Linked DNA regions of Mus musculus: regions 1, 2, 3, 4 and 5 are each linked to region 6. A link is a loop called in an ENCODE intact Hi-C map of the cell type or tissue named here. Cell type or tissue: left cerebral cortex. All regions are shown on one strand. Region 1 has its middle 5.6 kb from the start of Tnr. Region 2 overlaps Tnr (tenascin R). Region 3 overlaps Tnr (tenascin R). Region 4 overlaps Tnr (tenascin R). Region 5 holds the start of Tnr (tenascin R). Region 6 has its middle 56 kb from the start of Mir1843b.

Region 1 (5,000 bases), 120 kb before region 6:
AGAAGAAAACACCTTGTTGTAAACATGAGACAAAGGGGACAAGAAACTTGGCTCTTGGACAGTTTATGTGATTACTACCCAAGGGTATCTTATGGGAGAAGTTGTCAAGAGCAACTCTTCCTCTTTTCTATGTAATATCTTCTCCAGAATCTTGTGCTTACATGGCTACAGTGTTATAGGGTTATAAATACTTGTCCTTCTATCCTATGAGGACATAAATTCCATGATGGCCAAGAAAATGTTTGACTTCAGGGAGTATTTGAAGAACTGTGGAGTTCTGTGGGTCCAGGATAAAGAGAATGTTTCAGAAGAGGGAAAGAGCAAATGAGCACAGAAATAGAGGGGGACAAGAAGTGGGAATTTTCTCTTTTGTGTTTGTTGCTCCACAACTTTTTCCTCACAGGAGAGGTGAGGGACCCTGTATATCCCTTGCCACTTTAAGATGGCTCTACCCATCACTGGGAAGAAAATCCTGGTTATACCTGCACCTTCTTCCCTGACTACAGCATACCACCAGCTCCCATATTCTGTAGGTAGAAGGCCCAGGATGACATTATATAGGTAGGGAGCTCAATGTTTAGGAAATAAGCAGTTGCTCTAAGGCAATGAAATAGCCCGGTCCTATCTTGGGGCATGAGAGACAAGAGTGTGCAATGTCTACAGTCTCTGAATCCTTCGGTATAGTTCCATGTCGTAGACCCTGGCCGTGGGCATACATGGATAAGTTCTTTCACTGTAATGACTATGAGTTCATGGGTACTCAGTATCGATGATACAGATAATCAAGAATCACATATACAGACCATGCAGTAGAAGCTGCCCTTGGACTCCCAAACCTTTAGCATAAGGAACTCACCTTTCATTTTGCTCTTGTGGTCTGATTGGAGAGAAGAGCTGAAAGGAAAGTTGCCAACATGGAGAGTTATCCAATAATGGAGACTTCTAAACATGGTCCAACTCAAGAAAAGTTGCCACTTGTCAAGACATTGTAGGGACATTTAGGCATTGGAGAAAATGGCTCACTCACTGCCTTTCAGCTCAGATGATATAAGTTGGATTGCCCTAATCTCTGTAAGTTGTGCTTAGAAGGAACTATTTCAGGATTTTGGAGGTAGAGAGATGAATTTTTAAAGTTTTCCATACGGACAATGTGGCTCAAGTGCTCACCCCCACAATGAGGCAGAGAAGGTCCTGCATGCTAAGACTGCACTTGGGTTCTGTCCCAGCCTGACTCAGCAGGACTTGGTGACCTCATTGCATGATGAGGATAATGTCTGGAGAGAATTCTGAAGGGACAGCTGCTGGCTATGGAGACAGGAAGGCTGGAGCTACAGGCAGACATTGGCAAGGGGAAGAACTGTAGAAAATGGCTCAGGAATTTTTTTTAAAAAACAGCACTGAGTTGAAAGAACCTAGGAGAGTGAGCAGAGACTTGACAGAACAGAGAAAGAGCACTGTTGGACAGCTCCAAACACTGCCAACTCCAGGAAAAGGTAGAATTTGCTGTTGCATTTAGGCAGCAGATGGAAAAGACCCTTGCCCAAAATCCTTCACTTACTTTGATGCCATTGCAATAGACTGTAGACCTATTACCTTACCTGCAGAACACATCTAAAACTGGATTCAAGACTAAGCACATGCCCCAAACATAGCCAAACAGAACCCTAGAAGTTCAGAAAGAATTGTCCTCTTAAGAGCTTACCAAACAGGAATCATGTGAGCCTAGAATTAACCATAGTCATTTCCAAGCTCTGTAAAGTGATCCCATTCACAATTACCCAGACGCAAGTAGAGCCAAGGACAGGAAGAAAGCTCCAGAAAATGCTGTCTGAGATGATAACTCCAGCAGGAATCTGAATCCCAGTAAGTTGAGTAATCTATGCTCCTTTACTTAAGTTAATATGTGGTGGTGTTTATTTGATTAACTATTTTTCCCCTTTTGTCTTTTAGGACAGCATCCCTATATGTAGCTCAGGCTGGTCTCCAAACTGTAATCCTTTTACTTCAACTTCCCAAGTTAAAGTTATAGTTATATTTATATTATAATTAGTTTTATATTACATATTTATATTATATTATATTATATTTATAGGATTATAGTTAGATACTACCACACCCAGCTATAGCTTAATATTTGAACCTTTTGAGGTTCCTGGAAAATTCTAACTCTAGCAATCTCAGAACTGTCATTTAAAACATGAGTTTAAGAGCAGAACTGAGGAATGAACTAGGCTTCAAGGCAGAAAGCTAATTATTTTCTTTCTCATTCCTCTGGGGATAAGTAATGAGACCCTTAACTTTCAGTGGGACGTATAGAAAACATTCCAGTAGAAAAGTAGGCAACCGCTGCTGTGCCCATGTAGAAGGTATGGAGGGAGCTGTCCCCGAGTCCATATTAGTTATGGATTTTGGTTTTTGGCTTTCAGATGAAAGAATGCTGTGCTCAGGACCTGCCAGCATTTAGGGGGCTCCAAGACCCTTTGTGGAATGCTTACCTACAAGAGAACAACAGTCCCAGAGTGCCCATTAATGTACCACAAACCTTTCCATCCAGACTTCCAGCATGCCCAGCCTGAAACACCTCCTCCCTTCCAGTTCATCTGGGTCCTCTGAGGGCAGAGCTGGCTCAGACAGTTCTGAGCAGAGTCTGTTCTGGGAACTGCAGTCCTGTGCCTGTGAGAGCAAGTATGCAGCATCTCTCTGAGTCACTAACCCTGCCCTTCCCCCTGGCACCTAAAATCTCTGTAGATAGGGCCTGGCCAGCTGCAGCCTGCTTGGGGAGGGAGGACTGCTGGGTGATGGAATGCTAGCTAAGGAGGGGTGCAGCTGAGCTCCTGGTTCCCCAGCCTGCCTGCCAGCTAGGAATTGTTATCTATACCAGAGAGCGAGCCAGGCTTCCTACACTAAATTAGCGAGAGCAAGGCAGATGTCTGCTTTCAGTGCAGCAGAGGATTAGATTGGCGGTCGACTCTTGTTGCAGACAAGGGCAATGATGTGGACCCAGGGTAGGTGTCACTCCTGTTCCAGGACTTCTTCACAGCTAGGCTGGCTGTCAGCACATCTATGCCCACCCCCTCACTGGCTACTTTGTGTAGGGTTTCCTCCCCTCTGAGCCACTTACTCGATTCCTAGTTTTCATTTTCTATGGCCTCTGAATGAGAAACAGAGGCCTAATTTTAGGTCTTACCTTCCGCATCAGCCACTTTAAAAACTTTAAGTCCTTGCCCCACCTTTCTCCCAGATGGACTCTTGCCCAGGGGAGACACCAGTCCCTCTCCCTTTTTGGCTCTTCTCCTTTTGCTTAATAGGCTAAGCTACTCACCAGAAATAAAAAGATCTGCTGTGACTGGAAAGTCCCGGTCCCTTTCAGTACTGAAATTGACACTTAGTTCCTGTTCCCCACACAACATTATGGAGAGGTAAGCCCTTTGGTTACAGAGCACCACCCCCAAACAAGGCAGAAGTGGGATTAGGTACCCATAAGGGGCTTGAGGGAACTAGCTAAGCCCTCTTTAAACATCAGTCACTTCTGCCAGGTTCTGCCATGGGCACTTCTATGTGCCATCCTAGAAAAAGGGACCAAGATCTTAATCAGACACTGAATCTCTGGCAGTGTGACCTTGAACTTTAGCCTCCAGAAAAGAGAGCAACACATTTCTATTAAAAATCGTTCGTAATTCAGTGACAGGGCTAACTTCTGAGAAGTGCATAATTAGGCAATTTTATCATTGTGTGAACACTACAGAGTGTGCTTACGCAAGGGGAGACAGCTACAGTGTCACTAGGCAGTATAATCTTAGAGAATCATTGTCCTGTATTGATTCATCAATGACATTTTGCAGCCCATGACTATATTTATAAATTATACGCAGTCTGTGGTAGTTTGAGTGGAAAAATGTTGTTCCCCCCCCCCCCATACAGGCTCATTTATTTGAACACTTAATCCCCAGTTGGCTATTTAGGGAGGTTATGGAACTTTTAGGATGCAGAGCCTTGGTGAAGGAAATGCTTCTAAGGGTGTGCCGTGATGGTTTCTAGCTCTGTCCAACTTCCAGTTTTCTCAGTTTCCTTTGTGTTGATAAATGATGTGATCACTCTGCTTCCTGCTCTGGCCACTTACTGCCATGCCATCATGGACTCTCCCTCTGTAACCACAAGCCAAATAAACCCTTTCCTCTATAGATTGCTTTAGTTGTGGTATTTCATCACAGCAAGGGAACAAGTAACTGAACTGAAACAGTCTTGGGTACATTTCTGGTTTGTTTTGTTTTTACAGCAGCACAAATATGGTGTGGGGATAGGGAGGAAAGACTGGGGTGGGGGGCGCTGTGGAGTGTTGGCGTTGTTCTGTGATTCCTCAGTCTTCCCTGCTTCTTAGCCAGAATTCTAGAAGCTGAACCTTTCCCTTGCTATGCCCATGTTCACAATTCCTTCAGCACTTTCTCTACATGTGAGCAGAATAAGTTTCATACTTACTGGGGAAATCACAGCTTCCTGTATAGGGAGACTGGGGTCAGATCCTTGCTTTGGGGGTGCTGGCTCTTGCTGGCGTTAGACAAGTTGCTCTACCAAGGAATTACATCCCCAGATGGATCTTTACTCCAGAGCTTCTGCTCTGGAAGTCTAGAAAAGGTTGTTTTCAGTTCCCTCATGTATCCAATAGCAATCCCAATAGTCCCCTCCTCATCTTAGGACATCTGTGCAGATCCATCTGTAGAGAACATTAGATGGACCTTGCCCATGTTTTTACCTTAGGTTGACCTTGACTTTTTAAATCAATGTCCTTTGCAGATTTAGCAGCTTCCTACTTGCCTCTTGCTTAGCTATGACTTTGGCTTTGGAGACCCTTGTCAGATGCTGCAAGAGCACCTCTGTGAAGGGCAAAACAGTAGCCTAGGTCTAAGTTGAGTGGGCCTGGATTTAAGCTTCTGTGAAGCCACTGATGAGCTATGCAGTTCTGCCCACGCATACCTCTCTCCACATTCCAGTCCTTCATCAAG
Region 2 (5,000 bases), 490 kb before region 6:
GGAACCACGACCTACCATCGGCCTACCTCTGTTCTTTGATTAAATGAGCTGTGTTTGCTATCTTTTCTTTTCTTTCTCCCCCCCCCTTTTTTTTGCTTATGTTCCTCATCCCAAAGTAACAAGAAGAAATAAAGACTTTACAATTCAGTGTTTTGAATTTTATTCATAATCTGTGCTTTCAAAAACGTCTTTAAATTCAACTCCTATTAGAGTCTATGGTTGGATGATTTCTGAGATGTGTACCATCTCCTGAAGGAGCTGTCATTCTACAAGTTTTAAGATTATTGTGATGACTTGAAAAGAACAACCGGAGACACTTCTGAGCGTGGCACAGTGACTGGAAGTTACCAGAACCAGTCTGACTAACTTGAAAGATGACAGGGTGGCTTGGTGTGCTGCTGAGTTTCTGCTTTTGTGATGTCTGCTGCCTGTGGCCAAGAATCACACGAGTTAGCTTTTGGGCTGAGTCACAACACTCTTATCTTGGGAACACGATATTCTCGAAATCCTTTTTATGATTTTCAATGAGAAAATATGGCAGAATTTTCAGGCTTTCTTGGCTGAATGGTCATTACTTCTGGTCAATGTTTATCCACTGCCTGCTTTAATGATCACTGACAAAACATAGTGCATCTACCAGAAGGAGGGAGACTACGAAAGGTACCTTTTTATGTTTCTGAATGACGTTTTGGTCACTGTGTTAATAGATAATGTTTTGGCGCTTGTAAGAGTATTTACAAAGCAGTGAGGACTCCTTAGGCACACTCTCCTCCTTCAGAAATCACCATCTCTAGGGAAATTTAGCAGCGTTGGGATATCCAGGTGTTCGCTTAATGAGGCAGGCTGAATGTTTTCCTATGTGTAGTGGAAACTGTGGTTTAACTAGAAGGTTCTCGATGTTGAGGATAGAAACTGATGGCTGTGCCTTCCACTGCCATCTAGAGCAAATCTGTGCTAATCCTATGTGATATACTTGCTTAAGGACCAGAGAAGGGAGGCTAGTGGAGTTACAGAAAAGGAGCCCTATCTTCAGGCTTATCCAAAGAGCCAGTTTTCTGAAAAAAGGCATGGTAGGAGACTTTCTCCTCCCTATTTTTCATATTAAAGCCCATCTCTTTTCCCCACCTTCCTTCTGTGAAGGGGCCTGAGGACACAGAGGACATTTCCTACAGGAGAACAAGAACTACATAGTGTTCCTGAAAGCAGCTGGGGATGCCACAAAGGGTCACCTTCACCTCTACTGCCTTCATACAGGTGATGGACTTAGAGCCTTTTCCCTGGAGCAAAGGCAATACACCTATGGGGTGGCTGTATATGATGAATAATCCACCCCTAGTTTCCTGAAACTGGAATAACAATGCTTTTCTGAAGTTTCCTCAACCCCCAAGACTTAAAGAGATCCTATGATTCAAATGTTTGCTGTGGAATCTGTCTCCATCATGCGTCTTTGAAAGGGCGCTCTTCGTAGAGGAAGTTCCATGAACATTCTGAACCTGAACGAGCAAGACTCCTCCTCAAGTGTGACTCACCAAACTCCTATAATTAGAAAGAACAGTCTGTGGGGAGAGAAACCACAACTTGTCCTGAAGGACACAGTGAGTCAGAGGAGCCAAAGAATGGCGTCTCAGGCCCCGGAGCCAGTATCCACTGTATGCGCTGGAGTGATTTCACTCTGCTTCCTGTGTTTGTTTCAAGGCTGCTGCTTATGTCCTGAGCCGACACCCAGCAAGGGAGCCATGTTTACCTGTGTGCACCAGGGTGCAGATGCGTTCACTCTCCTCCCTGCCCCGTACACTGTTGAGGCTTATTTCATATTCAGTAGCTGGATACAGCCTGGTGATGGCGAACTCTGTCACGGTGTTGGGCACTACGGAGCTGTCTAGCCGTCCCACTGAGGAAGAACAAAATCCATCACTAAACGTTCAACAGCTCTCTTATCAGTGGGTCCATGGCTCAGTGTACATTGGGACAGTGGGTCATGAGGCACAGATGGGTGTGGGCTCAGCATGCAATAGGGAAGGGAAGGCAGATACATGACTCATAAATGATAATGGTGGAGTTTAAATAGATCTTATACGCTGGCCTCACTCTTTCATCTTATGGGCTTTTTAGAACAAAAGTAAATGAGCTATTTATTATGTAGGTTTCTATCAGACCGGTCTTCTCTGAGGCGGGCATATCAGTATAGTGGAAGTGGAGTGGGCAGAGCCACCGCAAAAAGTGCCCTATGCAGCCCAGAGAAAGGTAGCCTGGAAAACTGTCCTACCTCTGGCTGGAAGTGAACATTCTCTCTACTTTGTTAACAATGCCTCATATACCAGCAAGAACTGGCAGTATGCAGGCAAGCTCTCGGCCAACTTCTCTGACTCATACATTGGCTACAATGGCAGAATTAGGATCACTGTGGTTCCCTTCAGGGCTCCATGTGGCTCTGCTGGGTCTTTATCCATATCCAGGATTCTAGTCTTAGACTTTATGCTCAGCATAGTATGTGTAGCACTGGCTCTTGGTAAAGCCATCTAGGCCTCACTTCATTGTTTTTCATTGCGCAGCCTAGCTAACGGTGTCCAGTTATTTCCCATGGTAAAGTGTTTGGCTCTCTTGATGATATTTTGAGAGCCTATTTTGAGAGAAGTTGGTGAACTCATGGTTTCTCTGTTGTTCTTCATCAATACACTCTCATTTTGAGGAAGTATGGTATGAGGGTGTATGCTGTGTAGTTGTGATCATGCACCCATAATAATCTCTAATCAACTTCAAGCCTTATTTATGTTTGAGAAACAAAATCATATCATTACCTTGGGTGGGTCGGTACGATACTCGGTAGTAATCAAAAGGCGCAACAGGAGAGCTCCAGGACACCGTCAGGGAGTCCTTAGTCACGTTGCTAATTGTGATGTTTTTGGGAGGATCAATTCCTACAAAGATCAGAGAGTTGTGGGGAAAAGACAGAAGCACAGTTTGAAAGTGGAATATCTATCTATTTCTAGATTTCTGTTGATCCACTAGTGTCCCTCAGGCAGGCATGACCCTACATAACTAACTGGGCATCCCTAACATGACAGTCTGTGTGATGTCACACTTATAACATTGTAGCTATGGCCAAAGTCAGGAAGCTAAATTGGCAAGATCTACACTTCTGTGCCACAGCTACTACCATCTAGACCAACCAGAAACTTCCTTTTAAGTTTGTGTGTTTTATTTCAAATAGAGGATCATATAATTATCTTCTCTAAGGGAAACTTCTCTTGCAAAGACCTAACTCTGCTACTCTTTCTTAGTTTTTAGCAGCTACTTTTGGTTCAACTTGGAAAAAAACTGCCCATTAACTGTAGAGAGATTTCAGAGCACAAATCCTAAACGAATATACTTTCCTAAGTTATATTTTATTTATGGTGCATAATTATGGTGCATTTAAACTGTGGGGTCAAATTCGCTGACTACTTAACATACTTTTCCAGTTTGTGAGTTCTTGTCAGTATGTAGGGAACTATCTAATTATAGGTGTTTTTATATACAAATGTATCATATTTGGGATTGCATTTGCAAATGACCAAAGGGAAATGGCCCAATTCATCTCAAAGTTCTATGTCTTCCAATGTGCAAATCAGCTCCTATCTCTGAATGCCAGGTAGCTACATGGTTACATGCTAGCTCTATGTTGATTCTGAGGAAGAATCATTTATTAGGCTGTCAAGAGATGGCTCTCCAGAATAGAAATATCATCTTTTTACTTAGAAAGAATCCCTTGGAGACAAGCTTTTTCCGGGCCTTTTTCCTAGATTGGCAAATCTAGAACCAATGCATTCAAGACTTGGGCATGCAGAGCACTGGGCCTGTCCTACTTTGCAAATGGATGTTTCTCATCATATGTCTCTTATGCAATGCTGAAAGAAGTACCTGCTACAGAATAACTCACAGAAGTCTCTAGCTATAGGCTCATTCTGCTATTTCTTGAAAGTTTGTCATTTTAGATTGCATTGGCTTGTCAAAAGCTGAAGTGAGAACCCTCTTGATCAACATCTCCAGCCTCACCTGTAGTGATAGAACCCACTATGGGTTCAGAGGTTACCGTCCCATGGACAGCTACAAGGTTCACTATATATTCAGTGGCTGGCTGTAGACCCATCAAGACAGCGTGCCTCTTGGTGGCATCCAAGAGGACCTCCAACATGTCTTCCTCTTTGTCCCTGGGGCTGTAGTTCAGAATGAGTCTGTCTGCTGGGGGAGATGGGTCACTCCAGGTGATATTGACACTGGAGGAGGTCACATGAGAAAAGTGCAAATGGGAGATAGGGCGGAAGCCTGCAAAGTAGAAAAGATTGGCAGCTCTGAAACACATGTGTTGGTAGCAGGCCATTGGGCAGAGATGCTTGATCTCCCTCTATGCTGATATGGGCTATACTTTCACCTGCTGGCTCAGAGGTCCTACCTCCTCTCCCACTCCAGTCCAGGCTAGGCTACTTAGCCATCTACTGAATAGTGCAGTCTAATAAAACTAGAAGCAGCTCTGTGAAATATTCATAATATGGGTCCCGGATTTTAAAACCTCTAACTTGGAAAAATGTGACAGAGAGCTTTAGCCTTACCACTAATTTAATGCAGGAAAGGAGAAATAGATGAATTAGCTCCTGTGTCTAGGCTATAACAATCTGACATAAAATTTCAGATCTTTGCTTATTCTTTCCCTTTACTCTCAAACATTTTCTTTTCATGCATATATTAGTCCCTGCTCCATCCCCTCCCCTTACACATCTCTTAATTTTCTCTTTTGGAAGACTGGGACATCTGAATCACCTCATGTTAAGATCTAATTACTCGGGGACCTCACTGAGACGTCTGCTCCCCTGGTACCTGTGAAGGCATCCACAGTAGACTCCAGGCTCTGCTGCCGACCCCTCTCAGCAGTGATGGAGATAATGTATTCTGCTCCAGGCTCTAGATCTGTTAGTGTGTATGAAGTCCTATCCCTGGGCACAGTGACTTCGGAGGAGATCCCA
Region 3 (5,000 bases), 270 kb before region 6:
TTGTGATCACTGCAATAATGATGCTCTGATTTATATAGCACCATTCATTCTTCAGAGGCCCTCAAAATGATTTACAATCATTATCTCATTAAATCCTCTCAGATATCCCAGGAAGACAAATAACCTCAAGAGAGATTATCCCTAGGAAAATATCTCCCTCCAAGAGGCGAGATGAGCTACTCATGATCCTAGTCCATGTAGCCCTGTGACAAGAAACAGTGTCTGGGTCTGTACAATGCCAGATGGAGTCTTGTGTAAGGATTGGTGTCTCCTAACTGATGTAAGACTCGATTTTGTCCCCCAATGTGTCCATATGCAGCTTCTAGAGGCCTGTGCAATGGGAAACCACATCTGGGTCTTCCTATCTGAAACTGTTTTTAGATCCTGTGGATAGAAGGGCATTCACCAGCTCTTGCTGAATGCATGAATGCTAGTTTAGTCTTAAGACGTCCAGCTGCACTTGATTATTCTGAAAGCTCAAATTGTACCCAGGAGATGAATTTCCCCATGTTTCCCTTTGCTTTGGAAACAGTAGAGTTTGTTCATAAATTTTTATACCTGATGATGATTTCAAGTGAGGAAAGAAACAAAGCTCTTGTTGAAGTACTCTAGGAGTGTGTGCATGAAGGCACAAGAGAGGGCAATTTGCTATATCAGTCATGTAAATTAAATTAGCATTAATACACTGAGCTCCAGGACAAAGGACTGAGCTAGAAAGATCAGTAGATAGCATTAGGAAAAGAATAAATAAATTTCAATAGAAAAGTCAACATTGACTCCTCTAGAGTCACATTATTTTAAGTTCTACTGTGCGTGTCATTAACATAGAATGGGGAAGGGTTATCCTTGGAAGTTTCTTTTTGCAGTGGGATGCAGTCAAAGGAGAGATGCAGAACTAGAAAATGTGCTGAGAATAAGAGACTCAATGCTCAGCCCATGAGACATGTGCATCAACTCTCCCCAACACCACCCAGGACCAGAGAGCATCACAGGAGCTGGGAGAGGCAGAAAGAAAGCAAGAGCTGAAGGATGCAGAGGAGTGCTCTGAAATGCCATCTTCCAGACAGGTTGTAATTATCGATTGCCTCATCCATGAGCTCAACAGTAGCTGAGGTTCCTTTCATAAAATGTGCAAGATCAAGCCTGCCAAAATTCTGGCATCAATGGGGCAGATAAGCTCTAGTTCTCACCCCTCCCTGAGGAGCTATTTACAGTTGATAGTTTCTGGAGTGGGAGAATCATTCATTTTTGATAGGCTATGGCAATTGGTAGAATTCTAGTGTTCCAGTCAAAGGTTCCACACTCATGAACATATGAGCAGCTCGAACCAGATTTAGTAGATTATTTTTTTAAAAAAAGACATGAAGTTAGGAGGGGGTTGTGTTGAGAAAGAAATGGAAGGTAATCAATCCTATTCCCCCATCCAGCAACCCTATGACATATATCACACCTAAGATATGTATGCCAAATATACAGTATATTCTCCATAGTACAGATCACTTATTAACTGGACCTTCTTCCCTGGTTTGCAAGGGCCATACCTGATTCAGAAAACTTTATGAGTGGAGACCTTTTTTAGAGGTCCACCTCAGGCCCTACATGTTTTGAAGCTGGTATTACTTATGAGGGACAATTGGTCTATCTCCACCTCTCCTTCCCTTCCCCACAAATACCTAAGAAACATATGGTGCTAGTTTCCATAGGACATAGAGTATGAATTAAATACTGTGTTAATTCGTGCTGATATAATACAGCTATAGTTTTAGGAACCATACTTTCTAGGTCCTAGAAATGGGTCCAGAGTGTATGTGCATGGAATATACAGGTGCTAAATAAATGAGAGACATATATGAAATGATGATTAAAATCACAATCAGAAAATATTATGAGACTCTAACATATAAGATTAGATCAATACACATAGGTGTGTGTGTGTGTGTGTGTGTGTGTGTGTGTGTGTGTGTGTGTGTGTGTGTGTGTGTGTGTATGTGTGTGTGTAAGTATGGCTCTACACTCTACAGTTATCACAAGGGTATATGGATCTCATAGTGGCCCCAGAGATTTCGATGAAGAGAGGGATGGGGAAGGGAGAGAGAGAAATTGTTTTACAAAAATACCAAGTCAGCCAGTCTCCATTAGTTCAGACACCCAGTTATTATGAATGTGACTCCCCTGGTCACTCTATAAAATAGCTTGAGACTCCTAAGACTTCACATTTTTCTGGAATGCTCTAGTGAAAAGTAGGCAACATGAGGGACGGCAGACATAAAGCTGGCTGTATTTGCAGGTTTGGGGGGTTGATGCGCCCTTAAATCTAAGTCTCAGATCTCTAGTCCTGAAAGCCTCCCTAAGGTCATGCGCTCAGTGCTGGAGAGGCAGGATGGGGTGGTGCTTCCAGACCTCTCATGTTCAGTTTATCACAGGAAAGGAGCCCTGGTGAACTGGATCCCTGCAGACCCAGGAGGCCCTTGTGTGAGGAAGGTTGAGGAGGCAGTGAGGTGGAGGAGGGAAGATCAGAGGCAGAGAAAGTCGAATTGTTTGTCAGCTTGTGGGGCGATGACTGGCAGAAGAGTCTCGGCCTGCCAAACCAGAGCTCTTTACAGGCCATTGCTACTCCTTTCAGATGCTGGGGGGAGGGGTGGCACCCCCATTCAGAACAGTAGCAGCAAACACATTGCCAGATAACACAACCTGCCAACTGCACAACAGCCCTTGGAGGCAAATATGCCTCTCTTTCAACCTCAAGTACTAAAAGTACTTGGTAGAGTTGTGTTTGTGTTGCCATGGTGATAGAAGCAGACCATTAGAGCCTTACAGCAGACACAGGAAAGCTTTGGGGTCTTAAGGGTCTCTGCAGCCCAGTGCGGGAAGTAATTCTCATAGCCACAGCAGGATAAATGGGCCTCCACCAATGAGACCCTCTTAGTCCTGTGCATTCATGGTCACCGAGCAGAGCTACTTGTATGCTGGCAAAAGCAGCACTGTCCTAGCAAGTAAAGGTCAAATTGGCAAAGTCCTGAGGCTGGCAGCTCCATCTAGGGCCAGAGGGGGACATACAAGTTGAGGCAAGATCTGGAGATCTAACACACACCTTGGCAGCCCAGTTTCCTTGACACCAAACACAGTTCTCACAACTATTTTTCTCCTACTTAAATAAACAAAAATCATGTTTCCCAGATAGCAAGAGGGCTTTTTTTTTTTTTTTTTGGCAAAATGATGCAATGACTCAGGCAGTAGGCGACTCAGTGGCTTAGAGAAAGAGGGTGGGCCAGAGGAGCTATTATCTTTTGGGTTTGCCTTTGACTACATAGCTACTATGGGTAGGTATCCTATATTTCCAATGAAAGAAGTGTGTCTTCATTGTGCTATATTTGAGGGGACTGTGAGCATAGTCTCCTCTGCCACTCTTGATGTCTAAATGCCAGTCTGATGCAGACTTGCTTTGGATTAACAGAAGGTATGCAGACTTCGTTTAGGTTAATTTTGCTAGGAGCTCAAGTCACTTGGCTTATAACAGAAATAGCACGTGATTTCAACTTATTTACCCATAGTATTTTTCTGTGAGCAGAAATATGTTTGCTAATGTGGAAAGTAGAACACGTAGAAACGCTCTTACATTGTCCTCAGTTTATGTCAAGCTGATTTTGACAGCCTAAATAGCTACAGTTGTCAGAGGTGTTTGGTGAAACCACTATATTCCTAGTGGCACCACAGAGAAGGGCATGGTGGTAAAGGCGCTATACTAGTGCTGACTCAGAGGACCACTTAGGGGTGAGTGATACCGAGGGGGGCTGAAAAGTTCAAGTCTGGCCTTTGTTTCCTCAGGCTCACCATGGCTGATGATAGCTAATATTTACACAGAAGCTGTTCATTCAAACTGCTGCGTGTGCATTTCTTTGGGGTCCCATGTAAGGCTAGCATGGCGTTAACCACTTCAACAGAAGAGAAAAGTAAGTGGGCCCAAAGCTTAGAGCCTTGGGTATAACAGTATTTGCTAATAGGGGGATTAAATACCATATGACATGTTATAGAAAGTTATGTCATGTGCAGACAGCAAACAATTCAACTAAGATTCACCAAGTACATTTTTATGTACCAGGCACTATGATCTGCTATCCACAGAAGGAAATTGGTCCTGTATGGGACTTGCCGATGATGTGTAAGATGAGGAGGTTGTATTCTATTATCACTACGGTCCTCTTCAGCTTCAGGGCTCTTTTTTATTCTATTCATATCTAAGGGAATAATAGAATTTTAGAGGGAGGAACTGTGGGGAAGACAAGAAATATGCATGCAGAACACATATAGACAGAAAGGAAGCCACCGAAAGACATGGCCATCACAGAAGAAGCATCTCAGGGGAAATGCTTGGTCCCACTGATGGCCTACCCCAGCACCTCTCTGCACAAAGCAGGGAGCTTGGGGGATCCTCCGAAGAGACTCGGCAGCAAAGGGAAAATGACAACCATTCTTCTGCCTACCAGACTTTGAAGGTTTATGGTTCTACTTCAAATTAGGAAGATAAGTTTTTGCTTCCCAGGCTTTTGCTAAGAGAATATATCCTCAAACTGCCTGCTGTCCAAGTCTAATTAAAGACTCAAAGGAAAGAAATAGGATTCCAGTAATTGTCAGAAGGACATGCAGTCGACGCATTCCTCTCTATATCACTACACCTCAAATTATATCTGGTCTTGTTAAAACATAGATTACTGCCCCACCTGTGGCCTTTCCTATTCAGTCATCCTGTTCAGTGGAGGAAATTTGCATTTCTAATAAGTTCCCAAGAGCTACTGATATTGCAAGTTTGGGGTTATGTGTGAGAAGAACGGGGCTAAAAAACATCAAGGGTATTATCAGGTCAAGCCTAAAGCAAAGATATGTATCCTTAGAGCCCAGGGTTCTGATCCCCAATCTTTAAGGACTTTCTACTGAATTCCTTTCTGACACTTTGTCCTTCTCTGGCATTGAGCAGTAACAGACGTAACAGCCTTAAGACATTT
Region 4 (5,000 bases), 380 kb before region 6:
GCTTTCCATTGGCAGCTGACCTCCACCCACCCCCCCCCCCCCCGCCCCCTGCTTCTGTCTTCTGCCTACTGGTTATGTGTGTGTGTCCCCTTCCCAGCTGTCTGGTCAACTGCTGGCCACAGCCACCCAGACTATCCTGTCTCCCCTGCTCTTTTCTCCAACCTACCCCCTCTCTCCTCTACACAGCTGGGCTCTTGGGGGACATGGCTGTCTGAGCTATAGTTCTGTGGGCACAGGTGGCTCTGGCAGATGTAAGTTCTTTCCATTCATGTGGGTAAACAGTCAACATTATATTAAACTATTCATTACTGAGCTCTCTGTCTGAATGTTAATCTGGGGTAGGAGCTGATTAACAGTCCCCACCCAGCACCGGCCCCTGGGCAGAGCCTGACACCGATGATATAACTCTGTGGTGGCTGAGTGGCCAGGAAAGGTCAGCCCTGAGAGGAAAGCATTGATTTTTGCATTTGCTCTAGGGGTGATACATGGTAGGGCTTTCTGGCCAGAGAAACTGCTGTCTGCTAGGGAGGTCATGTCTTTGGAGGATCCACTACACTGGTCAATGCCTGACTGGTGGGTTTGGACAGACTGTAGAACAAGCAGATACCTGACACCAGGCTCCTGGATGCCTGTTTATCAGTTTCCTTTTTATATGTCTGGCTATGTGCTGAATGCTAAAAAGTCTCCCAGGTCCTCACATACAGACTGTGCTGGTCTATGTTAAGATACACGCCAAGTGTACCACATGCCCTCTGTTCGGACTGTTGAAACCCAAGCATTCTAGTGGAGCCTGGACAAAGCCTAAATGATACCAGAAAGCATAATCTAGACTCTTTCCAAGGAGAGATTGCTGGGAGAATGTTGAACATGCTGTTCTCGATGCCTAAAATATTTCAGCATTAGGAAACATGTGGGTTGACTATGAGGATGTGGCTCTTCCTTAGGATGAGTTCAAATCTCATATTTTAGAGGAGTTAAAAATAAGAGAAATGTGCAAATGTGGTACTCCAGGGAAACATCCTTCATGGTCCTTAGTCTGCTATTAGCTCACATGCTAGCTTTGACATACATGTGTGAAGATTGGGTATTCACTCTCATCACTGCCTCTCCATCCTGGGAGACTTCCAGACCCCTCCAGTGCCTGCAAGGTGAACACACCTCTCCGGGTAAGGATGAAGAGATGAATTTCTCTTCCTTGTCTCAGGACTTCACAGACCAGTGCAGAAGAGAGGCAGATATGTCATGAGTTAGTCAGGGCAAAGAGCTCTGGGAACCCAGAGAAAGAAGGATGGCATCTCACAGAACAGGCAAAGTTGGAAGAGATTTCTAGGTTCCTTAAAGGCAAAGAGTCCTGTGATCGTCATCTCATGGCTGCATGGTGCCTAGCTCCTGGCAAGGGTTCATTGGATGTTTATTGAATGAAAGAATGAAGGTGTCCTTAGGACAAAAGTGATAGATGGTGCGGAGACTTGTATTGGGAACAAACTATCAATGGCTGCTGTGAAGGCAAATGTCCAACAATCACTTTCTCATTGAGATTTCTCAAACTTCCATATCCCCCCACTCTATTCCACATGGGGATACTCAAGCAACCAGACAATCTCTACCGGGTGTCAGCTCATCATCTGCCTCTCTGTCTGGATGATTCAAGAGTTCATTGGAAATAGTCTACCAGTGGACACCCCTTCTCACATTCTGCATGATCATCACAGGGGAGACTAGCTGGACTGCACCTGGAGACAGTGTGGTAATAAATCATGGCATCGTGGGTGATGCAGTGAGCAGGAGCCTACATCAGACATTTTGAACAGACAATAACATCAATCCCCATACTCACAAACTGTACCCATCTTCTTTTTTAACTCATTCAGGGAGAGGAACAGAATGTAGAAGTCTTGCTTCATGTCTAAATAATATATCATGCCACTTTCTTACATCCTGCCACTGTGCTATGTGGAGGCAGAGGAATATACTTTGAGAGAAAGAGAGGCTTAAAGCATCTTGCTGGCTGATGTTAGCATCCTAGCCTTTTCAAGGCATTTTAGAATTGATGTTGGCAATCTGTGTTGTTTTTCTATATAGAGAAGTTCATGTTCTTGTGTTTTCCTGATATTAAAATAGAAAGGCTCATCGCTCTTACTTTCTGAGTGCCTGATTTGCAGACTCTCAAAACTGGTAGCTGTGTTTGCAATTTTAGCACCACAGCATCCATGCTAGTAAGGGCTGTGGGAGCCAGACTCATCTTGCTTGTTTAAGTACCTTCCGCCAGGTATTCCCTCGCTCATCCTTGTTGTCACACCCTGCCAATCTGTGTTGATGTGACACATATGTCTCTCTAATGACCCAGTGGTGCTTGGCACACACATGGCTCCTTCTTCTTTGGAATAAGTAAAATATGAAACACTGGCTGGCACATATTCTTCTTGGTGACTTGGGGCTACCATATGTGGGAGCTTCTTTGGCACTGTGTATGGAAGTCTCTTCTCTTCTGTCCTGCTGGGATCTGGGAATACTTAAAACATTCAGTCTGAGGAAGCTCTCAGCATTGATTGGCTGCCCACTCTATGATAGATCCAGATCAAGCCATGTCTACCTTCAGACTCAGCTGCTCCGTCACCTGTGAAATATTCTGAGGCTTCAATTAACCATCATCTTACGCATGAGAAACTGAGGCAAGGGATATGAATGGGAGATAACCCCATTCTAACCCCAAATCTCCTAGCTATGAATGGGAGATAGAGGGTTTTTAGTCAAGCCTTTAAACATTTTAAATTGCTGTTCATATTACTGTGTTTTAGAAGCCACTCCAAAACATTTATACTTACAGTCCTTATGATAGCCTCTCGAGATCTATCTAACTAGTGCTATCTAATAAGGGGAGGAGGCACAAAGGAGTTAAATAACTTGTCATGATCATCTAGCTGACAAATGGCAAAGGCACAATCCTCTGATACAGTCTTCATATAGCACCTGGACTTCAAGTCACACTTGCACAGGCCAAGAGCTTTGGAGTGGAGACTCTATCCTGAACAAAACTCACCAAGAGGAAACAACACTTAACCACTTACCTTCCCCTGAATTTTTGATTATGATACTAATTGCACAGTTAGGCTTTGTTTCTGTTCTCCTTTAAAGAGTCCTTCAGGGGAAACCCAGTACTTAAAATCTAATTTTCCAGAACACATACTTTATGATTGTCCTTTCCTCTCAGGGCTCAGTCTTAGGGCGCGTGAGCAGCAGTCACGAACTTCCAGAGACCATGTGCTCCGGTATCTGCCCCCATTTCCCCCTCTCTTGCCATCAATTACGGCAAATGTCATTAATTTGAAAGGCAAGGGAGCAGAAAGAATGGATTTTGAATTAACTAGTTCAGATAATCTGATATTTCCACTGAAGCGTGACAGGCTATCCAGTTAGCTAGGGAACAACAATTGTTTCCAATTGCATATCTTCTCAGATAAACCGATATCTGTGTAACAAGGTTTCGCTGTAAAGGGCGATCAAGTTAGCATTTGTGTTTCAATGAGGCTTGGAGCTCGTGTGGTGCAGCTGCCATGACACTGCTGTGTTTTGCCATCTTGCCAGAGGACCAGCCTTCTACATTGTGTGGAGACACAGGCTTCTGGGGCTCTCTGTGGCACAGACATGGCCCCTGCCCTAGACCCCTGCTAGAACTTACGTTAGCAAGTTCTTGGATCACTCAGGGCTCCTGTCAGGTAGTAATCAAGGGCTTGCACAAGACAGATTCTGCTTGGGTCTCGAGTGCTTTTTTTTTTTCCACAGAAATGGGGGAGGGGTGTATCTATTACAAACCCATAGTGCATTTTAGTTCTATAGCATGAACTGCTGCTATGAGTAGTTACCTACCTTGCCACAGGCTACATTTCTCCAGTCTCCCAGCATCTCAGTTAAGTTCTCACAGATGGGAGGAGATGAATTCATGTTACTCCTAGGTCAAGGAAGGCCTGCAGCTATGGGAGAAAAATCTTCAGAGCGAAATTCTCATGCTAGGTGGGGCCCCTATTTGAGTTTATAGCTCCTGGTATCCTCATGTGGGCATCTGCTCCAATCTTCATTGTTACTGAATGCTTCCCCTTCCTTTGACAAGCAGGGAAGCTCATTGCCCTTAGTTTTAAGGGAAGCAGGGAAGGGATGTGGTATTCTGGAGCAAGGCCACTGGAGTCCATATAGGGAGGACCAGCAGAAAGGCAGGAGGGGAGACTCAAGCCTGAGTCCATGATGGTAATATCCCAAGTAGTAACTTACGTGAACTGCTTCTCTGGTGGGACCCATTACCATGCAGCACATGGAGCCATTAGTATCATCATCCATCAATAATATGTGCCATGTTAACGCGGTTGTAAGTTGCATTTGATGGTAGCATTAAAGTCTGTTTGCTCAGCCTTCTGTTGCTCGTATGCAGGGAAGCACACTTTATATGACAAGGTCACTTGATCATAATTAAAAAGTAAAACAAGAACAGAGGAAACATTAACCCAAAGCAAAACCTGTACTACAAGACACTCGTCTTGGCTCTGGTTCCTTCAGGGGTGATCTTGTGATCTTGTGTGGTAGTTCTCCACCACAAGCTTAGTTGCTGGTGTGTGTGTGTGTGTGTGTGTGTGTGTGTGTGTGTGTGTGTGTGTGTGTGTGTTGGGGATTGAACCTGTGGCTTTGTGCGTGCTAGGCAAGTATGCTACCATTATTGGGCTATAGCCTCAGTCCCGGCTTTGTTTTTATCATTGTTTTTCCTTTCTAAACACATAAAGAAGTAGAAAAAAAACATTTCTTCAGCATAGAAAGTGGCAGAGGCACCGTCCTCCCCTCCAATTAAAAAGGAACAAAGGAAAGCACGCCTCGTGTGTAATAATACTAATTACAGTAACAATAATTGACGTTTTTGAAGATTTAATATGGGCCCAGCTTAGCACTAAAAACATCATTTGTCAAATACTGGAAGCAAACCTGGGTGCTATGTGAAGGGAGAGCCGACCATCCTC
Region 5 (5,000 bases), 130 kb before region 6:
TTTGTTCAGTGAGGGGAAGACAGACGTGAGTATGCAGTAGCCTTCTCTCCAGAACCCTGGCGGGTGTGAGAGAAGAGGCTTCTGGGAAAGTGGAGCCTTTATGTGTCTAGTTAGTTTGTACCATTTCTCACTCCTCTAGGTGATAGAAGTCCAACTGTTTCCTGACCCTTGGTAATCCTCCTACATCCCAAACCACAGAGGACTCAATGAAGGTGGCCCCATGAAGGGTCCTGTGTCAGCAAAGTGAACAAACATCCAAACTCGTACACCTATGGCAAGGTGCTCTAGGAAAAGGGCCTCTGCCTGGCATTCTGAGGTAAAGGGAATGTGAACACTGGGCATGTGACTTCAGTTCATCCTGGAGGCTGGCATCCCAGGGACTCTTGTCACCATCAGCACAGAGAGCTCTTCACTTGGTTTCTGGGCATCAGCGACATGGCAAGTTGTCTGGTTGGTTCTGATTCTTCCCCAGGGAGAGCCCACTGTTTCACAGTGAATTCACTAACAAGCTTTGCTGGTATATGTGAACAGCAGGTTCTCACTCTCCCACATATGAGCACTTCTGCACTTACAGGTGAGGAGATGAGTATATCAGAAGTTCTGTTTCTGCTTTTGCCACTCTCTGACCCAATGCTTGTTTAAAAATGGACCCAATAATGTTACTGGCCACTTTTTTTTTCAGAGAGAATCTAGGAGCATTAATAAGATAATTGTGACATCTATAACAAATGATGTCTTTAAGAGAGGCTCCTTTGCAAGGGCACGGCTTTTTAAGCATTCAGGGACCAGTTAGTTGGTAGAGAAATCATCCACTTACTGGTACACACTGGGGGAATGTGAAGGGAAAGGATGGAGTATGAATGAGTCTGTGTGGGCTTCTGATTCTCTAAAGTTGCATGCTTCAATCTTTTTCTACCATTACAACCTCTGACATCTCTGTCTTCCCATCTCTAAAAACTACTCTCTGCCATTCATTCTAGAGACACACTGAAGTTTCTAGTTCTGCTGCTTATAATCTCAGGGTGGAGATGGAGCTAAGGAAGGTGGTACTGTTTCTTTCATAACTATATCTCCCACCTAGAAGTTTCCCACAATCCAAAGTAGGGAACACTTTACTCATGTTGGAGAAAAGCCCAGGATTTTGAATTAAAAACCGTAACACAAGACATCACTGGGAAGAAGGTCTGTGTCTAACTCCACCTACCTGTCCCTCCCCCACCCCATGAGGAAAAGAGTGAGCAGAACCTCAAAGGGTTAGAGGCCAACCAAGTTTAGGCTTTATCTTGCAAGGAGCTGCACATCCCTCTTGGGATACTGGCTCCCAGGAAACTTTGGTAACTGAAGGAAGCCCCCAAGGCCACTTGTTGAGGAGCTTCATGTAGTAGGATTGAATAGAACTCAGGGACATGAGGGCAGGCAGATAGAGTCTCTAAGGAAAAAAGCAAGATAGGTAGAAGTAACTTATTGAAAGTATTGAGAGAGAGGAAGATGGGGGAGGGAGGAGAGGGAGGAGAATAGACAGGAAGACAGAGAGGCAGAGAGAGACACAGAGAAAGGGAGAGAGAGACCATGAAAAAGCAGTAGAATGTAGTAATGCCAGTCTACCATCTGTGAGGCCCTGGAGGCCCTGGGTGGGAGCTGGAGAAGACACTTTCAGGCTTGGGCCAGTCTAGGTTTTCCCCTGACTCCATAGACAAGTGAAGACAAACCCTTTCCTCTGGGCTGCTTGTCACTGACAAATGCCCCCAGGAAACAGGGGAGAGTGGACTTTTTTCCTCTCTCCAACCAAGGGTAAGAGAGAAGTGGATGGTCTTCCCTGCCTGCTTACAAATATAGTATAATTCGAGTCAGTCAGCCCCTGCCAGGCTGAGTATTTTCCTTGAAGTGTGAAATTAGAGACCTCAGCCCCAAATTTACCCCCAGCCTGGGGCTAACCTGTTGCATCTGCCCACCAGGAACTGACACCAGGAAAGGAAGCAAAAGGTCAGGTTAGGCTGTCACTACATCAAGAATCCAGGTAATCCTGGGGGGTGGGGGTGGGGGGAATGACATTTTAAAATATTGCTTCTCCAAGCTCCCTCCTGGAAGCACAACTTTTAACTCTACCTCCACTCCTGTCCCCCAGGCTTTTCCTGTAACACTTTCCCACCACCTATGGCTGGGTATGAAAGAGTTAATTTAGGAAAACCCAGGACTCTTTTCCCCAAACCCTCCCTCCCAGCTACATATAAAAAGGACAGCCTCACACGGGAGACTAGCACAATTACAAGCCTGCTAGCTCCGACCTCACCTGTCTTATGCAACAGTGCACACACATACATTTGCTCAGGCTCACTCCCAAGGCCAAGGTCCATATCCCCCTCTAATTCGGTAGACACACAGTTTTGCGCCTTTCTCCTTTCTTTTCTCCCTACGCAGAACCCCGCTTTATCGGCAGCCGAAAGAGATGTAACCTTACAGCCAAATGGCTTGAAGAACAAACATGCATCTAATCGCTCTCCGTGGTGCTGAAATCTCGCTAGCAAGGAAACAGAGGAGCGCAGTACTCCGGACTTACCCAGGTTGGGGGGTGGGTAGCCGGAGAGCAGAGAGCTAGAGCAGCTTCCAAAGCAGAGAATTCTTGTACGTTCGGGCTGGAGCCAGCTGATGCGCTCACCTAGAGCGCCCACCTCTCTCCCTCTCTTGCCTTCCTCTTTTTTTCTGAGAGGCAGAGAGAAGGCTTCACGAAAGAAACGAAACAGCAGCTGGTAGGTCTACCAGTAGAAGGAGAGAAGAAGCAACCAAAATAAGACCAAAAAGTCAGATGGCTTTACTCCACTCGTGGTAATTTCTTGGGTCAGGGAGGACCTCTTCTTTCCCTGTCTCTGAGGCTGCCCCAGCTCTGTCTCTGCGTGTTGAGCCAACAGCCTTAGCACAGTCGGTTCCTGCCTCTGACGTGAACGAGATGAGGAAGCCTGGGACCGCTCTGCTGTCTCTCACAAGCTCTCTCTTTTCCCCTCTTACTGAAATTTCAGCAGCATATTTTTAAGCTGTTTTTTTCCCAGCCTTCTACAAGTAGCCCCCTAGTGGACAGAAAAGCAACGCGTCTTTGGTCCTCTTGAACAGTCTGAGTTCAGGCTCCCTGCACCCACAAACTCTTGGAGACTGCTTTTCTAAAGAGTCAAACAGTCCCAGTCCTGATGGAGTCAAAGACTTCCCTCTGGTGAGCCTGTAGGAAGACAAAGGGCCTTTTGCTGATCCTTTTCCTGTAGTTGCAGTAGGAAAACCTGATATGGTATTGGGGAGGGGTATGCCTTTAGGATAAATGTTTGGCAGAAAAGGGGCAAAGGAGGTCTCTGCTCAGACTTGGAAAGGCAAGCTTACACTCATTAACTGCCCAGTAACTCAGCCACCTGGAAAGTGCTTTGGAACTTATGTCTACAAAGTCAGTCTTAGTTTTCGGCTGCCACTCGTGCACTATACATTTTGCTTCTCTGTGGCTCAATTCCACTGTTTGTAAAATGTGGATAGTGCTGCCCCCTCCCTACTGAATAGGAATGCTGAAGGAACAGAGTAACATACAGCTGACAGGAAATTTAACTCCAGTCTCATCCAAAAGCTTTGCTTACATCTGATTCACCCTTGACATATAATAATAGCTAACTTTATACAGCATTTGTACCAAGTGCTAAGCATTGCTACTAATCCTTACAGGTAACATCTCATTTAACGCATACATTAATCCTACAGTGCAAATGCTCCAATTGCATCTTTTAGACTGAAGGACTGAGGCAGAAAGGGATAAAATTTCTTGTCCAAGATAACAAAGCTAGTGCTATGTCACTTTAGAAGTCACAACATTTAAAGTAAACATGAGATAATACCTACAAGTGATCATTGTTGGTATTCTAAATAAAGTGCCTAGGTTGTTCCAATGAATTTGCATGTGGCTGAGTTTTTAATAAAATATTTAGAACTATATGTGCCAAATGAACTGTGGGGATTGCTATTACTTTTGAAAATCTGCTAAGAAAATACATTCTCTTAGTGATTTGGGCAGTTTCACAGATACAAAAACCAGTTGTGAATCTCATGAAATTGGAAAGTACTGGGTATTAGTAACAATTCACAGGACACATTATTTAATTTCTACACCTAAAGCAGATCACTGCCTGGAGCCTAATACAGTACTAGGATGGAGCCAGCAATTTGGTGAGCTGAACTCCTGCAATGCCAGCTAATGAGAATCAAGTAAGATGTGGGCATTTTCTTCAGAACTTCAGTCATGAATTCCTTACCTAATATAACTTGCTTTAAGAAATCTTTGGATTAAAAGGAATGAGGAAGAGCAAAGATGGGATTTGATGTTTTGCAAATCACAGTTCCCATTTTTATGGAATTTGCAGTTTCTCAAAGTGGAAAGAAAGGGCAGAGACCAGACAGTTCAGAGGCTGATGCCAAGACACGGGCAGAGGCAATGTAATAAATGAGAACACGGGCAAGAAAACTAACTTGACCAGAGGGCTGCAGGCTTCCACAGAGCACAGTATCTAGGATGAGACTGGAAGCATGAGGGTTATTTTAGCAAAGGGCCAATGAGAAACTGAAGCTGAAGGCATGGCAAACTCAAGGGGATGAAGAGAGAGGGTTGTGAACCTTCCAGGGTAAATATTACCTACTATTTACAAATGAGGAGGCTGGGTCACACAAATTAACTAGCTTTCTAATGATCTCTTGTGCTCAAATCAAAAGCATGTGTGTTTGACTCTAAAATCATTGTATGTAAGATGCACTTTCTCTTTTCTGAAGTGCACATACAGCTCTGTAAGGATTCTAGCACACACATTAACAAGCATGTGGCACCTGCAAAAACACAGAACCAGTGATCAATGAACATCAGGAGAGAAAGCCACAAAGAAACACTAGTCAGTTCAGAACAGGATCAATCAAAGGTAAAATAACTGTTTTTACTACATGTAGAATTGTCAAATGCATTAAAAAGTGGGACTACTTCGGAGCAG
Region 6 (5,000 bases):
TCCCTTGCTGCAAGCTCTAAGGCCAGCTTCCATTTGGCCAGAGAAAAATAATGATTGTCTGTTTATTAACTGGAAAAAACAAAAACACACAGGCACAGTGTGTGTGTTTGAGCCAAAAATCCGGTCCTAAGAAGCTTCCCCCGGTCCAGTCTCTCCTCTCTAGAATCCTCTACTAGGGGCCACGAGCCAGTGGTATAGGACAGTGGTTCTCACCCTTTCTAATGCTGTGATCATTTAATACAGTTCCTCATGTTGTGGTGACCCCCAACCATCAAATTATTTCATTGCAACTTCATAGCTATAATTCTTCTTCTTCTTCTTCTTCTTCTTCTTCTTCTTCTTCTTCTTCTTCTTCTTCTTCTTCTTCTTCTTCTTCTTCCTCTTCCTCTTCCTCTTCCTCTTCCTCTTCCTCTTCCTCTTTCTCCTCCTCCTCCTCCTCCTCCTCCTCTTCTTCTTCTTCTTCTTCTTCCTTCTTCTTCTCCTTCTCCTTCTCCTCCTTCTCCTTCTCCTTCTCCTTCTCCTTCTCCTTCTCCTTCTCCTTCTCCTTCTCCTCCTTCTCCTTCTCCTTCTCCTTCTCCTTCTCCTTCTCCTTCTCCTTCTTCTTTTTGAATCATAATGCAAATATCCGGTATGCAGGATATCTGATATCCAACCCCTGTGAAAGGATCACTTGACCTCAAAGGGGTCAAGACCTACATTTTGAGCACCACCAGTCTAGGAGCTGCAGGAATCCCTGTGCCTGGATGTTCCAGATACTCTGTAGCACATGATGACTTTAGCTCATTCCTCATCTGTAACCAGGGGTGTGTGGGTACCTCTGAGAATGCACCAGGCACAGGCTACGGTGACAAAAAAACTGAGCAGGGGATTCTCAGGCACGATAAGTTCTAAAAGAGTGTTCACCAGAAGCCACCATCTGAACTCTAGTGCCATACATAGGTTCGAACCCAAACTCTGCCACTTTGGCAAAGTTCCTGGTACCTCAGCTGAGTGTCTACGAGCTGGGAAATGAGGATGCCTGTGTCATAGGACAGGAATGACATCTGAGAAGGTAAGTGTGTAAACCAGGCCTGTGCTCACCAGGCGCCCATCACAAAATTGACATGTGAGAGTCTCTTTCTTGCCCTAACCAGAAAGCCTGAATTCTTTGCTAAACCCTCTGGCTCTCCTGTCCCCAAAGTTGGCCACCTGTCCACTGACCTATCTTCTACTACTGCATGATCATGGTCTAAATTCCTTTCCCAGAAGGCTGGGGACGGCTCCAAACCCTAGCTTTTCCTATTTACTCTCCTTTGTGACAAACATCTTTGCTTTGAAAAACTGGTCACTCATGGGACAGAGAAAGGTACAACCAAACATGGTGTTCAGGCATAGTTGCACATACTTGAAATCCTAGCAGTCAGAAGTGTTGAGGCCAGCCTGAGCTACATAGTCAGACTTTGACTCAAAAAAAAAAAAAAAAAAAAAAAGTCAAAACAGAGAAAATGTCATTCTTCTGGACTGAGCTAAAGTCTCAACCCAGACACTGTCCTATAGTGCAAACTTCCAGAAGTCGCGGAATCTCACAGAGCCCCCAACCTTGCTGTCACATAAGCTCCCGAGTCAGCTCGGAGGAGTTCTCTGTCGCTATAAACACTGAGCATCTTCACATGAACTTCTCTGACTCCTACTCCTCTCCCAGGGCTTACTGTGCAGAATCTCTTGCCAGGAGGCTCTACTGAGAGTCAGAGCCCCTCCTCACTCCACGTGTCTAGTCCTGCAAACGTGACTCCACAGTCAAACACTCCATATATCTCAGGAGTCCCCTAAAGCCGTCTTTCCTGGAAGTCCTCCATGCAGTCACTTAGGCTCAGGTCAGCAGTTGTTAAGGGGCAACCTTTCACCTTCCCACAGTCTGAATTTTGGCGGAGCAGACCACCGCATCGGTTTCATTACAGGATCGAAGAGTGCCCTCTGGTGGAGGCAGAAGCAATAACAGAACCATGAAATTCCTCTTCCGGCTTCTACTCGGGACCTAGATCAGGTTCTCAATCAAATAGGTTCCCATTTTATTGGATAAACAAGTGATGTTGCCAATAGAACAGGAGGTATGATCTTCCCCTGAGGAAACACAACATATCCTATCGGAAAGCCTGATTACTGGTGTCCTCTATCAATTTTACCCTGAAAGGATAATAGCCCAGAGGTATGAGGCGATTTGCCTAAGGACACACAGCAAATCAACAGAAGAGAAGAGACTAGATGAATCCAGGTGCGTTGATGACCTTCCAGTTCAGATTCAGGAGAAAATCCAGGAGCTAGAGATTTGGACTGAATCCTGCTCCATACGTTTAGACAAATTAATTCTGCCCTGGGCTCTGACTGCCCTTTCTGAAACACGAGACAAGAACAGTGAGCTTTGAGGAAAGTCGGAGAGAGTCAGGGTCAGTCTCCTGCTTCTCCCTGATAGCCAGCTGCCCACGCCCTTCCACTCCATGCCCTTCAAGCTCATTTCCTTGTTCTCCAAGAAACTGGGAGAAATGGATATTTTGGGGTTACCTCAAAATGCAGACTCGTATGTGGTTTCGCCCCAGTGACTCTCTGCTCACAGACCTTGGAGGTGTCCTGAGCCTCAGTAGAGCCCCTAAGAGCCATTGATAGTCATCTCATGAGAAGACCGAAGCCAGAACCTCTTTCTGCTTTCAGGCACCCACACCGCACCTATGCGCATGCGCCTTCCTCCCTCCTCCCCGCCCCGCTCCCCACACACCACATGCACGCAAGCACAGAAGCCCTCTTATGAGGATAGACACTCTTCACCTCGCACCCCTAAAATGAGAAAATGTCCCTAGTAGTACTGGAGTAGAGGGATGAGGGGAGCCCAATTTGCCTTGTTCATCTATCCATCCATTCAGCAAACATTTTCCAAAAGCTTCCTACATTCTGGATATTGTTTAAAACTCGGAGATGGGGGTTAAAAGTCCTAAACATTATGGGATGCGGAAGATGCATCAGGGGCAAGGGGATTGAATAAGCTATACAATGTGCTCTCTCTGTAAGTGGAACCCATGTTGTGTGGTCCTTTCATTCCTCAGGAAGTCAATATGGGGGACACTTTCCCATCAGCCAGCCGTCTGCCTGGAATGAACAATAACACTGCTCAATGAAAATGTAACGTAGACCATGCTGCATCTTACCCTAAAGTTTGTAGTATATAGGAAAAAATTATAACAGCTCATAGTAAGTTTAATAATATGTTTTGTTTAATCTAACATATCCTAAATTCATCTTAAACTTATAGTTAGAACAAAAGAAAATTACTAAGGAGACACTCTGTCCCTTTTGTTTGTGCTGGGTCATCTGGATCCTGTGTGCGTGTTGTACTTACAACAGCACTCAGTGAGAAATCCACACAGTGCTCAGTTGCCACAATGTTTGTGTGTGTTGGGGGTGGGGTGGGGTAATTGTACCCTACTGGAAGCAAAAGAGGCACAAAAGAGGCAAAGCTCACCTAGCCTGCTTGGTTCTTCTTCAGAGCCCCAGGTCCTGGACTCTTCTTTTTCCCTTGGGGGTGGGGGGAGGGGTTAGGATATGTATGGAGGTCACAGCCAAACTTGTGAGAGTGGGTTTTTTCCTTCTACCATTTGGGCTCTGGGAACTGAACTCAGGATTGTTCACAAATGCCCTTACCTTCAAAGCCATCTCTTCAGCTCCTAGGTCTATATTCTTGAGCATACTTCTTGCCCATGTCCTCAATCAAAAGACGAGACAGCTCCCATCTACTTTTTCTCTCCCTAAGTCTCTCTTTGCCCTTTTTCTTTTAAGTCAGGCTATCCTGTAACCCAGGATGACTTCAAACTCACTTTATAGCCAAGGTTGATTTTGAACTTCCGATCCTGCTGTCTCAACCTCCCAAGTGCTGGGACTACAGGTCTCTGTTGCCATAACTTCTTTATGTGGTGCTTGAAAGCAAACCCCAGGTTTCATGTGCTGAGCAATCTCTGTACAAGATGAGCTGCATTTCTGTACCACCCTCATCACTCCCCTTTCTCTTCCAGAGACCTGCTCTGCTCCCGGTGAGTCTGATGTGTGACATCAGTCTCTGGGTGCTTATGTGGCCAGATTGCTGCATGTAGGGAGACTAGAACAGACATATGCAGCCCCTGAGAGTGACACTGGAGGAGTGGGAAAGTGGGTCTCAGCCTACCTAGGTCTCAGGCCAGAAAAGACCATCTTCTTGCTTGGACATACCCACCTTTATTATATTAAAACACTGAAAATCCTTCCTGGGCTCAACTTGTGAAATTGGCCCCCTCTTGTCCTTGGCTTTAAGGAGGTGTCTGGGATCCAGAACAGAATGCAGTTGGAGAAAGCACTCCCTAGCCATTCTGCCTTCAGTGTTCTTTCTGCTGACTTGTGTGGCCTTCCTCGGGTCTATCCCTGACCTTGAAGGTCAAGTTCATCTCAAGCAAACACTCTGATATTAAGCACAGAGAAGCCAGGGACATCTCAGGCCTGGAGTTTTCTGCAAGCCATTTGGTGCCACTCCCTGCTCAGACTTCCTCTCCCTAACCCTCCTTTTAGACATCCCCTCAGCCATGCTTGGACAGCCCACAGGCATGAAACTCAGTCCCTTACTTGGCTGTCCCTTTGTCCTCCAAAATATCTCCCTCCTATCCTCCCTGCTCCTCTCTCCTAAATCCCATCTACAAATAGAAAATAATTAATAATAATAATAATAATAATTCTGTGAGAGCAAATACAAATAGTTGGGAGCTATTTGACATGCTGGCTTCAAGACCCTTCTAACAACACCATAAGATAGACACCCCTTCCCCATGTTAGAGGGATGTAAATGAAACTGAAAGCAGTGGAATTATTTGTCCAAGTTTACAGTTCATAAGTACAGAGCCAAGGCCTGCCCGTGTAACTTCAGAGATGCCTGTATCCTATTAAGCAACTTAGGGAAAGTAAAATGAATGGTCCATGCCCACAGGAAATGAAATCTAGGCAAGGAGACA

Evidence for each region. A loop is a pair of places that touch in the nucleus more often than their neighbours do. Peaks named below come from ENCODE experiments on the same cell type or tissue, not always from the same donor. Only the 100,000 strongest peaks of a DNase experiment are listed, where the experiment ranks them.
Region 1: a loop joins it to region 6, with 5 times the contacts of the local background. A loop is called at or near these places in 11 of 42 quality-filtered maps.
Region 2: a loop joins it to region 6, with 2.6 times the contacts of the local background. A loop is called at or near these places in 13 of 42 quality-filtered maps.
Region 3: a loop joins it to region 6, with 2.9 times the contacts of the local background. A loop is called at or near these places in 6 of 42 quality-filtered maps.
Region 4: a loop joins it to region 6, with 3 times the contacts of the local background. A loop is called at or near these places in 18 of 42 quality-filtered maps.
Region 5: it touches region 6 in a loop (6-fold over the local background); 11 of 42 quality-filtered maps call a loop at or near these places.

The regions. Positions count from the first base shown.
Region 1 is chr1:159,515,649-159,520,648 of GRCm38, reverse strand. No RefSeq gene overlaps it. Among named protein-coding and RNA genes, the nearest start is that of Tnr, 5.6 kb to the left of the region's middle. In left cerebral cortex, a CTCF peak has its summit at 2,652; DNase peaks (open chromatin) are centred at 1,250 and 2,788; H3K27ac peaks cover 633 bases.
Region 2 is chr1:159,886,175-159,891,174 of GRCm38, reverse strand. It overlaps Tnr (tenascin R), which reads right to left. Exons shown (of 23, transcript NM_022312.3): 11 at 4,855-5,000; 12 at 4,036-4,305; 13 at 2,799-2,918; 14 at 1,745-1,891. Among named protein-coding and RNA genes, the nearest start is that of Gm31348, 100 kb to the right of the region's middle. In left cerebral cortex, no CTCF peak of the experiment used is centred here; DNase peaks (open chromatin) are centred at 398, 973, 1,545 and 2,325; H3K27ac peaks cover 1,086 bases.
Region 3 is chr1:159,659,032-159,664,031 of GRCm38, reverse strand. All of the region lies in intron 1 of Tnr (tenascin R), which reads right to left. Among named protein-coding and RNA genes, the nearest start is that of Gm31348, 120 kb to the left of the region's middle. In left cerebral cortex, a CTCF peak has its summit at 3,108; DNase peaks (open chromatin) are centred at 313, 1,125, 2,703 and 3,090; H3K27ac peaks cover 629 bases.
Region 4 is chr1:159,768,701-159,773,700 of GRCm38, reverse strand. The region is part of intron 2 of Tnr (tenascin R); the gene reads right to left. It overlaps Gm31348 (a long non-coding RNA gene), which reads left to right. Exons shown (of 5, transcript XR_001779507.2): 5 at 1-312. Among named protein-coding and RNA genes, the nearest start is that of Gm31348, 13 kb to the left of the region's middle. In left cerebral cortex, no CTCF peak of the experiment used is centred here; DNase peaks (open chromatin) are centred at 359, 584, 908 and 2,113; H3K27ac peaks cover 1,653 bases.
Region 5 is chr1:159,521,773-159,526,772 of GRCm38, reverse strand. It overlaps Tnr (tenascin R), which reads right to left and starts at 3,004. Exons shown (of 23, transcript NM_022312.3): 1 at 2,558-3,004. In left cerebral cortex, a CTCF peak has its summit at 3,064 (motif pointing left); DNase peaks (open chromatin) are centred at 431, 2,577, 3,027 and 3,492; H3K4me3 peaks cover 2,913 bases; H3K27ac peaks cover 1,464 bases.
Region 6 is chr1:159,393,570-159,398,569 of GRCm38, reverse strand. No RefSeq gene overlaps it. Among named protein-coding and RNA genes, the nearest start is that of Mir1843b, 56 kb to the right of the region's middle. In left cerebral cortex, a CTCF peak has its summit at 1,960 (motif pointing left); a DNase peak (open chromatin) is centred at 1,873; H3K4me3 peaks cover 339 bases; H3K27ac peaks cover 1,309 bases.